2 separate regions of the Homo sapiens genome follow, and region 2 is linked to region 1. A link is a contact called in ENCODE Hi-C data. All regions are on one chromosome and are shown on one strand. Each heading gives the region's core, a stretch centred on a gene start or an enhancer-like site at or near the end of the contact. The rest is flanking DNA. Distances are from core to core; before and after follow the strand shown.

What was found. Hi-C counts contacts between places; a loop is a spot of excess contacts on that map. Pooled maps may share reads with other maps.
Region 2: a loop to region 1 is called in a map of CD4-positive, alpha-beta T cell, with 12 times the contacts of the local background. The contact joins the promoter of MEF2A here to the promoter of IGF1R in region 1. A Hi-C loop is called at or near these places in 4 of 168 maps with a recorded cell type or tissue (CD4-positive, alpha-beta T cell, CD4-positive, alpha-beta memory T cell and naive thymus-derived CD4-positive, alpha-beta T cell) and 11 of 50 pooled maps.

What each region holds. Positions count from the first base shown.
Region 1 is chr15:98,645,796-98,650,866 of GRCh38, reverse strand. It overlaps IGF1R (insulin like growth factor 1 receptor), which reads right to left and starts at 2,328. Exons shown (of 21, transcript NM_000875.5): 1 at 1,192-2,328. The coding sequence starts at 1,285. It overlaps IRAIN (IGF1R antisense imprinted non-protein coding RNA), which reads left to right and starts at 80. Exons shown (of 1, transcript NR_126453.2): 1 at 80-5,004. RefSeq lists silencers at 2,304-2,573, 2,944-3,003, 3,064-3,533, 3,544-3,593 and an enhancer at 3,605-4,226.
Region 2 is chr15:99,563,161-99,568,703 of GRCh38, reverse strand. MEF2A (myocyte enhancer factor 2A) reads right to left here and starts at 2,720. Exons shown (of 12, transcript NM_001319206.4): 1 at 2,600-2,720. RefSeq lists silencers at 2,220-2,269, 3,110-3,549 and enhancers at 1,449-2,422, 2,423-3,398.

The sequences.
Region 1 (5,071 bases), core at 1,079-3,578:
ACAAAAGCTATCAGATTGCAAAAGACAGCGAATGTGGAGCGACACTGCTTATTAACTACGTACAAAGGAAGTGCGGGGCGGCAGAAGAGAGGGCGACACGACGCCGACCACAACAAAACCAAGGCCAGGGCTCCGCGCTCGCAAAACACAACACCCTCCCCGCGCCGCCGCAGACCCTGGCGCTGAAACCACAGCGTACGACACCTCTCGCCAGGGACGGGCGTCTAGGTGTCCCCGTGAGGCGGCGACTACACCCCGCGCTGCGAGCACGTGTGTCGGAATGCACGTCGGCTCCGACCACACACCCACCAACGCACACTCGGATGCGGCCCTAGTACCCCTCCATCCCCCGGCCCGGGAGAAACTGGGAGACCATCCCAGAGCCCTCTGAACTGGGGACCCAGTGGCGCTCCCCGGAAGAGACAAGCTGAGGAAGACTCCCGGCCTCGCACTTCCCGGGGGGCTGCCCAGAGAGCGCTTCCCCTCACCCCACCGCCCAGCCCCGGGACGCCGGGGGCAGGTAACCCAACGAGGAGCGGGCCAAAGTGACGGGCAAGGCCAGGAACCCGAGGAGCCCGAGGGGCAAAAGCACGTTGGGCGACGGGAGGCAGCGACGGGCGCTTGGAGACGTGTCCTGGGGCTTCGGGGCCTCTCCGCAGGGCACCTCCCCCCTCGAGGGCAACTCGCACCCCGCGGGCCGGGCGGCTGCCCGCTCCCCACTGCCCGGTCAGCCCCAGCAGCGGAGACGCGGTGCGGCCCAGGGTGCTGTCGCTGCTGCCTGCGCGCCGCAGGGGATCAGCGCTGTGTGCGGAGAGGCTCTTGCGCATGGAAGGGGCGAGGTGCGGGTCGCGGGGCCCGGGAACCGCGGAGCCCGCCCCGGCACCAACTTCCCTACCGAGTCCTCGCGCCTAGCCGGGAAACACGGCTGGGCTGTCAGGACGGAGAAAGAGAAAAGCCCTTCCCGCGCGGGGATGCGCGGAGCCAGGGCCCGCGGGGCTCCAGACGAACGAGCCCGGGTCCCGGGTCCGCTGCAGCCTCCCTCCCGGCAGAGCCGCCCTGCGCCCCACCCCGCCGCTCCCGAGCCCGGGGGCCCGACAGCTGCGACGGTGGCAACTCGGGTTTCGCAAACAGGGCGCAGCCCCTCGGAGGAAAAGTTCCCGCAGTGGCCGCGGGCGGCGGGCACATACTCACTTTCTCCACTCGTCGGCCAGAGCGAGAGCGCGGCGGAGAGAAACAGGAGCCCCCACAGCGAGGTCGGGGACCCTCCTCCGGAGCCAGACTTCATTCCTTTTATTTGGGATGAAATTCCCCTTTCTCAAAAAAAAAAAAAAAAAAAAAAAAGAAAAGAAAAGAAAAAAAGGAAATGAAAGGAAACAAGTCTCAAACTCAGTCTTCGCTCCCCCTCCAAAAACAAGGGCGAAGGAAACAATACTCCGAAGGCGGCGCCGCCGGGGCCCTCCGGGTGCGCGGACGGGGCGGGCGGCGCGGGGCGGCCCCTCAGCGCCGGCAGCAGCGGCCCAGGGCTCGGCGGAGTCGGGAACCCGAGGCGCGCCGGGGCGGGCTGTCGGCGTCGTCGGCCTCCATTTTCAAACCCGGAGAGGCAGGAAGGGGGGAAAACTGCAAAGAAAGGGGGCAAAGCCCAAATCTGCCTAGGCGAGGAAAAACAAGCCCGGCCCTGGCCGCGCGGGAGGCGGCCGGACGCCCGAGCTTCCGCCGCGGGAGGGCGCGACGCAGTTCGCAAGATCGCCCCGAAGTCCGGGTCACAGGCGAGGCCGGCGAGGGGCAGAAACGCGGAGTCAAAATGAATGAGCGGCTCCCCCTCCTCCTCCTCCTCCTGGCTCCGCTCGCCGCCGCCTCCTCCCTCAGCGCCGCCGCCGCCGCGGCGAGCTCCTTCCCAAATCCAGGACACACACAAAGCGGCGGGCCGGCCGCGCCGCGCTCAGCACTCCCGCCGCGCCGCCCGGCTCTGCGCCGCCGCCCGCCCCGCGCCGGCCCCCGCCCGGCCCCCGCCCGCCGCCGCCTGCTCTGCGCGGGGGCTCCGGCTCGCTGAAGGTCACAGCCGAGGCGAGGCGCGCCGTGGAGCTGCCCCCGCGCGGGAGGGGCGTGGAGGGCGCGGGGGGATCCGGGGAGCGGGGCCGAGGGTCTGCGAGCGCCGGCCGTGGGCAGGCTCGCTGGCGGCGTCCCTCTCGCTCTCCCGCCTCTCTCGAGTTCGCCTGGTGCGCTCGCTCCTCCTCGGGTTTTTTCCCTTTTTTTTTCCGCTCAGCGGAGTTAATGCTGGTAAACAAGAGCCCCAGCCTCGCCGCGCCGCCGCCGCCGCTGCCACACACTGGGGGCTCGCGCGCGCGCGCGCGCCCTGGCCCGCGCACACGCGCCCGCTCGCACACTCGAGCGGCCACCGCCGCAGCAGCGGCGCGCCGAGGGCCCGGCCCAGGCCGGCGCGCGCAAAAAACCGGAGCCCGGTTCCCCAAGACGTGCGGAGCGGAGCCCGGGCGTGGGGCGCGAGACTGCGAGGCGCCGCCCCCATCTCCCGCCCCACCGCCTCCCGCGCGCACACAGAGACACGCGCGCGTGCCCACCCGCTCCCGCCCCCACCGCACTGCGCCGGCCACCCCGCACGCGCCCTCCCCTCCCGCCCGACTCCAAAAACAATGCCCCCGCCGCCGGTCCGGTCTCGGCGGGGCAGGGGTGGGTAGCCAGGGAAAGGCTAGGCAGGGGAGGGGTGGGCAGGAGAGGGGAGGGGTGGGCGGGGAGTGCGGGGCTGGGAGAGGTTCATTGAAAACAACAACAGCGCGGCTGGAAAGCGCGTTTCCCCGGTTCTTGAAAAGCTTCATTGTTTCTTGCAGCTGTTGCAAAATAAATAAATGCGTGCATGCGGCATTTTTTTCGCTGCGTACTGGAAAGCCCGAACGTGGCGGAAGGGGCGCACCTGGGAGAAAGGGGACCCCCCCCCCAGGCTACTACGCCGGGCACTTTCACGCCAGGCTGGGGTGCCCGCGGCGTTGCGACCGTGGAGCCCGGAGTTTGGGGGCTCAGGGGGAGCGGAGGGGGAAGGGCGCGGCCCGTGTGGCTCGGCCCAGAGTGGCTCGAGGAGAGAGGACCCCGCCGCCCCTCGCGGGCCCCGCGCCCCGGAAGGGGGGCCCAGACAGGCAGCGCCGCGTGCCCCGGGCGCGTCCCCGCGGCGGCCGCCAGAGGGCGCGGCGGGCGCTGGGGAGGGCAGCCCGCGGAGAGTCGCCTCCCTCCCTCCGGGGGAGGAAATGTGGGGGCCCGGGCTGGGGGCCGACTCGGCTGGGTCGCGCTGGCGTGGCCTCCCGGACCAGCCGCCCGCCCTGAGCGCTCTCCGCGGCCTCGCGCAGCTCAGGGCTCCACCACGTGGGCGGCTGCGGGGAGCGGCCGGGGCGCGTGCACGCTGCGGGTCTCCGAAGCTCGGGGGGCGTGTCCGGGTCCCGGGGCGCCGAGGAGGGGGTGGAGGCTGGGGCCGGGAAGCCTCCCTTGGCCGCGGTCCCGACCCGGGAACACGCCGCATGCACTCGGGATCAGCGGCTACTGCGGAAACCCACCCGCACCTGTCTCGGGTCCTCCCAGGCACGTTCCTCTTGCTTCGTTTGCTACGTAAGTGACTGGAAACCAGTACCGACCCTAAGTCTCCGCGGTTGTTTTCTTGAATGTGCAGGAGGAGAGGTTTCCCCAAAGCGAGACTCCCCTAGGACTGCCATCTAATGAATAAATGCTGCGGAGACCAGGTCCTCAAAGAGGGAAACAGCCCAGCAGTGGCAGGAGAGAGGAGTTTGAAATACGTGGACTTTTACAAACAGTGATTGGACCATGTGTCGCCCTTAATGTGGTCCGGTTTCATGACTCAGGCTAATTGATGCCAGTAATAAATTTTTTTAAGATAGCTAATAAAAGAGTTGTGAATTGTCGAGATAAGAAGTGGTTGTCTCAAACAATCGGGTAGGATGGTAGAAGGGACCTGATGTAAAGGAAGGTAGTAGGTTTCTTTTACTCTCTAATTCTAAAATACTTCTGCATTAGAACGTGTATCCATCGTTCGTAAATAATTTTTTAAGAGCTGAAAACAAGTCAAAAGCTATCATAACGGAAACTTAGCCCTTTTTTTCTAAAGTTGTTTCCTAGATCATTTTCCTCCTTGGAAATTTCTAGCTCAATTCAGAGTCAGTTGTATAGAAAGAAAATAAACCTTGTTTTACCTAAGAAAGTTATTCATATGATGGGATGGTTTTGTTTAACTGAAATTCAGCTTGATTTTTAAATAAAGAGTTTCAGTTTTGGATGTTCCTAGATTTAACAGTGAAATAAATTTATTAGAATCTTAAAATGTATTATTTAAAAATTAGGCACTACACATGAAGAATTAAAGTCCAGTCTACTAATTTTTAAATATTTCTTAAGTTCTCTGCATGAGGTTGGTCTTGATTCCTGCAGATCCACTCTGGAGTTAAATGCAAAGGAATATTGATATATAATTTCATTATACTTGATTTCAGAATTTTTAATACATACTTGTAAGACAAAAATTTAGAGCTGATTTTTAAAAGGCTAGTGCTAATATAAAATCTTCAAATACTACCCAATGTATTTTTAGTATTAGTAATAAATATGCCTGTTTATTTGTCCCCAAGAACATAAAGAGGTCTATAGAATTTTTAAATGTATATAGGTTGTTGTAGGGGTTGTAGGATTTGTTTTTGTGTGTTTTTTTTTTACTAAAATGATTTTTATTTGTGAATTTTTTAAATGTTTGTGTTTTCCTGAAGTAGTAGGAAATCAATCGTATTAAGTTATTTTAAACAGTGAAGTGGGAGATGTATCATTATATAGCTTAATATTTAGGGAAAAAAAAGGAACAAAAATTTAGGTTGTCTTTACGCTCTAACTTGACCACATGGACAAAGGAGGTGATTTGTATTTCTTCAATGATTATATTTTACATACACAAGTCAAACTTATTTTTTCAACCTTGAAATAAAATCATGTAGACAAAAATTAATTGGAGTCTTTGCTTTATACCCACATTGACAATGCACCAAACTTTTTATTTTATACCATTTTA
Region 2 (5,543 bases), core at 1,471-3,970, 920 kb before region 1:
AAAAGATGGTTTTCCAAACTGACAAGCATGCTATTTTTCAGTAACAAATTTGTTCATGGCTTCTTCCTCCTAAATCAGAACACAAATCTACTGAAAAGATTTAGCTAGACTATTTCAAACTCCAAAATCATATTCTAATAAACATTTCCATAATTTCTTAACCACCCTCAGAATATAATTCAATATTCCTCTTTTTGGTAGCCAATTAATGGATGACACTGCTATTGCTGGAATATTAATAAAATTAATATTAACCCACAATGCATGATGGAAAAGGCAAATTGTAACGAAATTGCTTTGAAAAACATAACATCACCATTTGAAACAACTCAACCTTTTTAAGAGATTATTTCCAACTGCATTTACAAAAAAAAATCCTTGTCACACATACCCATATGAAAACAAACTCTAAGAATACAGAAGGAAATTATTCTCAAACCATAATTCAACATGGTGACATTACAATTATTTCTGGGTGTCAATAAGCTATTTTCCTTCCACTGAACACCCCCCAGAATTTAATTTTTTAAAAAACTTTTGAAGGCAAGTAAAGTGTAATTTTAACACTTTTGTTCTAATATGAAATCAAACCACAATTTTATATATAACCATAGTGTGAATTAAAGGAAATAGGTAAGCAAATAATTGCGTTTAGAGAGGTCACCATTACTTCACAGTCACTGTTTTCACTAAGTAGCTACTGGAACCACACTCTTCAACAAAACTGTTAATCTAGAGTCTACAAACATTCAAATCACCAGTTTTAGCTCTTCAGAGTACTTTTGATTATTGTAACACCATTATCACAACTTTTTGCAACAATGCTCACTGAGAATTAAAATAAAGGTGATTCTATTGTCAATGTGTCACCATATATAACAAATACTGATCTTAATGTTTTATGATATACAGGTGTGTGTTTATGACATTTAATATAAACTAATCTAAATCAGCATCTGCTTTAGTGAAAACTCTTGATTCCCTAAAACAAAAGTTGTAATTTACAGAAAAAGAAATGGAGACTGAGCTCTCCAAAAATACACACACACACACACACACACACACACACACACACAGTACATACAAAAGCCATAAAGGCACAATGCAGTCATTTTTATCCTCACTTCCTAAATTCATATTAAAAGAAATGTCATTTTTGTATGTTTAAAAAAGAACTATTTTGTTTACCTTTTCCACAGACTGTTCAAGAACTGCCAAGGTAACACAGATTCTAAAACTGACAACTAGAGTACTTAGCAGTTGCCAAAACAACACAGCTGGATTCTTAAAGGGAAAGTACTCTTGGGTAATGTACACCTAATTACAGCTTTAGAGAACCTCCTCTTCATATAGTAATAGATGATACAAGACACATGGGAAACATACTGTGCTAAAAACCCGAAAAAATGTTAAGACAATGTTTGTTTAAAAATACATATGCTATTGTTAACACATCACAGCAGGCCTTTCTAATAGGGCATTTATTGGAATCCCAATCTCACTGTAAACTAAAACGCAGGTTAACACTATGTTATATTCAAGCTACACACGGTTCCCTGCTGGACCATAACAGGAGGCTCGCTTCACAGCTCCGGAATCTATTTCGGATGTGAGCAACAATTCTATAGTTACACTTTTAAAGAAAAACTGTTTTCTTATTCAGGATTGCTCACCTTTTCCAAACTTGTTTGCACTATCTCACTTACTTTAACCCTCACAGCTCAAAGGCATGAAATCGAGCCAAAAAGCAAAGTTTCTAACACAAAAAATATTTTCTGCGAGCTGGGATCTAGCCGGATGGCAGGGGTTCAGCCAGCGGTTCCCTGTGCAGCCCCTCTGTCCCCGCGACGTCTCCCCGCACGATCGGGCGTCCGCAACCGCAGGTGTCCGCCCCAAACACCGACCCCGCCACTGACATCTACACACTCACAGAATTCGTACCTAAGCGTTCCACCCCGTTAGACCAATCTTCTCCCAAAGCAGAAGTGGGGGAACTTCTTCAAGTCCAACAGGGCAGAAGGCCCCCCGCACTTGGGGCTAATCCCTTCGGGGAGACCCCCGGGCTTGGAGGGAAAAGGGGAAGGAAAGGGCCCTCAGAGCGCACCTTCTCCGGGGTCTCCCGAGAACTCCTTCAACTTTCAAGGAGGCGACGTCCACCACCGCCCCCCGGCCCCAAGGGGTGCGCGCCCGGGGAGGCTGCTCGCCACCAGCCCGCGCGACTGAGCTCCCCTCGGCCCGCCCAGCCGAGCCCCATCCAGCCCCACCGGCCCGCCCTCAGGGCACCCCGCCCCCACCTCCCCGGGCGCCTAGCTCCTCAGCGCCGACCCCGACCCGACCACCCCTCGCCGCCTCCCAGCACCCTACCCGCCTCCCAGCACCCTACCCGCCCCGCCAATGCGCGAACGCGACCCTGGCCCCCTCCAAGCCGGACACGGCCTCGTCCAGGGGTCCCCGGAGCCCCCCGGGCGACCCTCTCGGCCGCGCCGTCCCCCGCCCCAGCACCTCCACCCCAACCCCTACTCGGTCCCCTAAGCGAGACGCCGCCCCCCTCCAGCACTACCGGCGTCGCGGACTGAGCCCCGCTGCCCGCGGCCCTCACCGTATCTCCGGAGCAGCTGGCGGGCGCGCACACGCCGCAGCCCGGGCCCGCCACCAGCGCTTCGCGCCGCCCGGAGCCGCCTCTTTCAGCCCGGGACTCGCCGGGACATCCGCGCACGGATCCCCACACCGGGGCTATTTTTAGGAGACAAGCCTCGGCCAGACCGGAACTCGTTCTGTGCTGCGCGTGCGCACTACCTCCGCCGCCTCGGTGTCCCTCCGCAGCCCTGCCTCCCCTCCCTCCTGGGTTCCCTTCCTCGCTTCTCCCCATCAGTTTCTTTTCAGGACTGAATTATCCTCTCGGTGGGTTCTAGAGTAATTGGAATGGGAAAGACAAGGGTAGGGCAAAGAGAGTCACGGTGCTTGGAAGCGGGCGCTATTCCACAAGGACGTGGGGGCGGACTATGTTTTTCCGGGTGGGTGAGGAGACGATCACCTGGCACAGGAAGAAGATGACGGCGGCTTGGCGCCGGGGCCGCGGGTTGGAGCTCGCTTTCCTCTGAAGGACCGTGTTCCCCTGGAAGGGATACTGGTCACTTGATGAGGGCCCGGGCGCCTCCCAGGGCGGGGCGGCCCGGCGGCGTCGCGCCCTGCCGCCCCCGCTCCGCCGCTCAGCCGCCGCCACCTCCCTGACCAGCCCCCGGGAGCCCAGGCCGGGAGCGGCCCGGTGACGCGGCGCGTGGCAAATCGCCGCGCGTGGCCTCCAGGGCAGCCAACCCGGGCGGTGGGGCGGCGCGGCGCGACGGGACTGGGCGGGGCTCCCGGGGCGGGGGCGGGGCGCGAGGCCGGCTGCCGCCCGGAGTCCGGGGCCGGGCGGGTCCTTCGGGACGCCCGGGTCAGCCTCCTCCCTCCCTCCCTCGAGGCGCCCTTGGCCTCCCCGGGTGTCGGCTCGCCACGCCCGCATTGTGGCCAGGGCCGCACCTGTGCTCGCCCCGGGGCACGGGCAGGTCACCCTCAGGAGCAAGCACAAGGGGACTCTGGGACCCGGGCCCGGAGAGAAAGGGACTTGAAGGGGTCTCGAGGGCGAGAAGGCCCTTTCGGACTGGACAGCCGAGCTCCCCAGGTCCCAGGACAGTAGCAACCTCCTTATCGTGACTTAATAGTTTCTAGGATGCCTGGGGCGGTGAACTATGTGATGGACATTTTGCATATGACAGCTTATGTAATACTTACAAGGCCCCATGAAGCAGATTCAGTTTCTATTCCCATTTTACAGATGAGGAAAGGGAAGCTGAGCGCTAAAGTGACCTGTCAGGGTCACAGCTTCAGAGTAGGGCCCTGAGGACTTGAACTCCTGACCACTCTGCATGTTGCCTTTTCTGAGATAGGTGCAAAGGGGATAGGCTTGGGACAGCTGTTGTGTTTTCTGGGGCTACTGATTATGTTTATCGAGGTCTTTAGGAGATGAGCCATTGTTGGCCCTCTCATCCTGAAAGCCGCTCACCTCTGAAGAGTTTTTCGGGGCCACAGTGCCTGCATGTGCCCCCAGAGGTGCCTGTGTAATGGACACGAAGCCAAATGGTTGTTTGCATTTGAAGATGAGAAATTCAATCCCGCAGCACTTAAAACAAAGTGGTTGGGGTGGGTGAGCAGATGAGCAGAGGCTGTGAGTGGAGGAACTGGGAAGTTACAAAGGAAGCCAGAGACTGGCTGGCTTCCTCCCTCAAGGACAACGGGGCAATGTGCTGGGGAGAGCCCAAAACAAAGGCGGCACATAGACAGCAGACGCCAGAAAATAAACCTGGAGCTCTGCTCAGAGCTCCACAACACCAGTGTTCAGGGGAGCCAGCAAAAGGAACTGCAGGGAGGTTTTTAAAACATGTCAAAATGTGGTGTAAATCAGCAAGTCATGTGGAAATGCATGCTTTTTAACCTGCCAGAAGCTGCAGAGCCGGCTGGATTTGGCTCTTCTGCTCCAAGAGGACGAGAAGAGTTTAATACTTATCCTTTAAAACTTAGGGTCTGGAGTGGGGGCACAGTGATCAGTGGCCCTCTCCTTGCCACCTGCTGTCACCCTGGAAGAAGAGGCAATGAAAACAGACTGTTCCAAAAGATGTTTTCACCCTTATTGCTCCACTCCGGCTCCCACCCTTCCAGAAATTGAGCCTCCTGAGGCACAGAAGACTCAGCTCAGACTGCCCAGCCCTTACCCATTCCAATGCTATTGTTACCCTCAAAATGTCAAGCAGAGAACTCAACTATGAGTCCAGCCACAGCAGAAATGAAAAGAGTGTTTGCATCACCTTAAAGAGCACCTCTCTCCCCACCACTCTGCATGTCAAAGCCCTTGTCTGAGAATTGCAGGCAGTGGTAAGAAGGAAGGAAGGAAAGGAAGGAGAGAAGGAAAAGTGGAAGGCTAAGTTTAAGAATTGTGGAGCACAGCTATTAGCAGAGCACAATCACTGTTATTTGTAGTAAAAGCAACCAATTTTAGGAAATTGCCACAGCCTCTGTTTCAGCTGTTGAAAACCTATACCTGAAGTCTAGCGTCTCTAGCAACTTCGAGCGCTCAGAAAGACCCTGTGCCGAGCACTTACGTGTGCCACTGGCTTGGAGGGAACTGAGGAGCAGCATCTGTCAGTCTTTCCCCTCTGGCCTCCTTAAAGGCACTCAGGGGTCCAGATGTTTCTGAGCTGCAGGGACTGTGCACTGGGCCAGGCACTGAGATACAGAGGTGAGAAAGAGCAGCCCTTTCTTCAAAGGGGCTGGCAGGCCGTGGGGAGGATACACCTTAAAACACAACCCATCATGAGGGGTTTCCTAGAGTGCAGGAAGAGCACAGATGATGAGTGTCTAAGGAGGGACAAGAATTAGGGTAGGCTTCTTAGAGGACATAATGCCCACAGTGAATCTGGAAAACCTCCTGGTAGGATGAAAAAAGGGCCCTCACTGTGTCTTGATGAGAAGAATAATGCTCAAGCTGCCTAGAAGCCAAAGGAACCCCT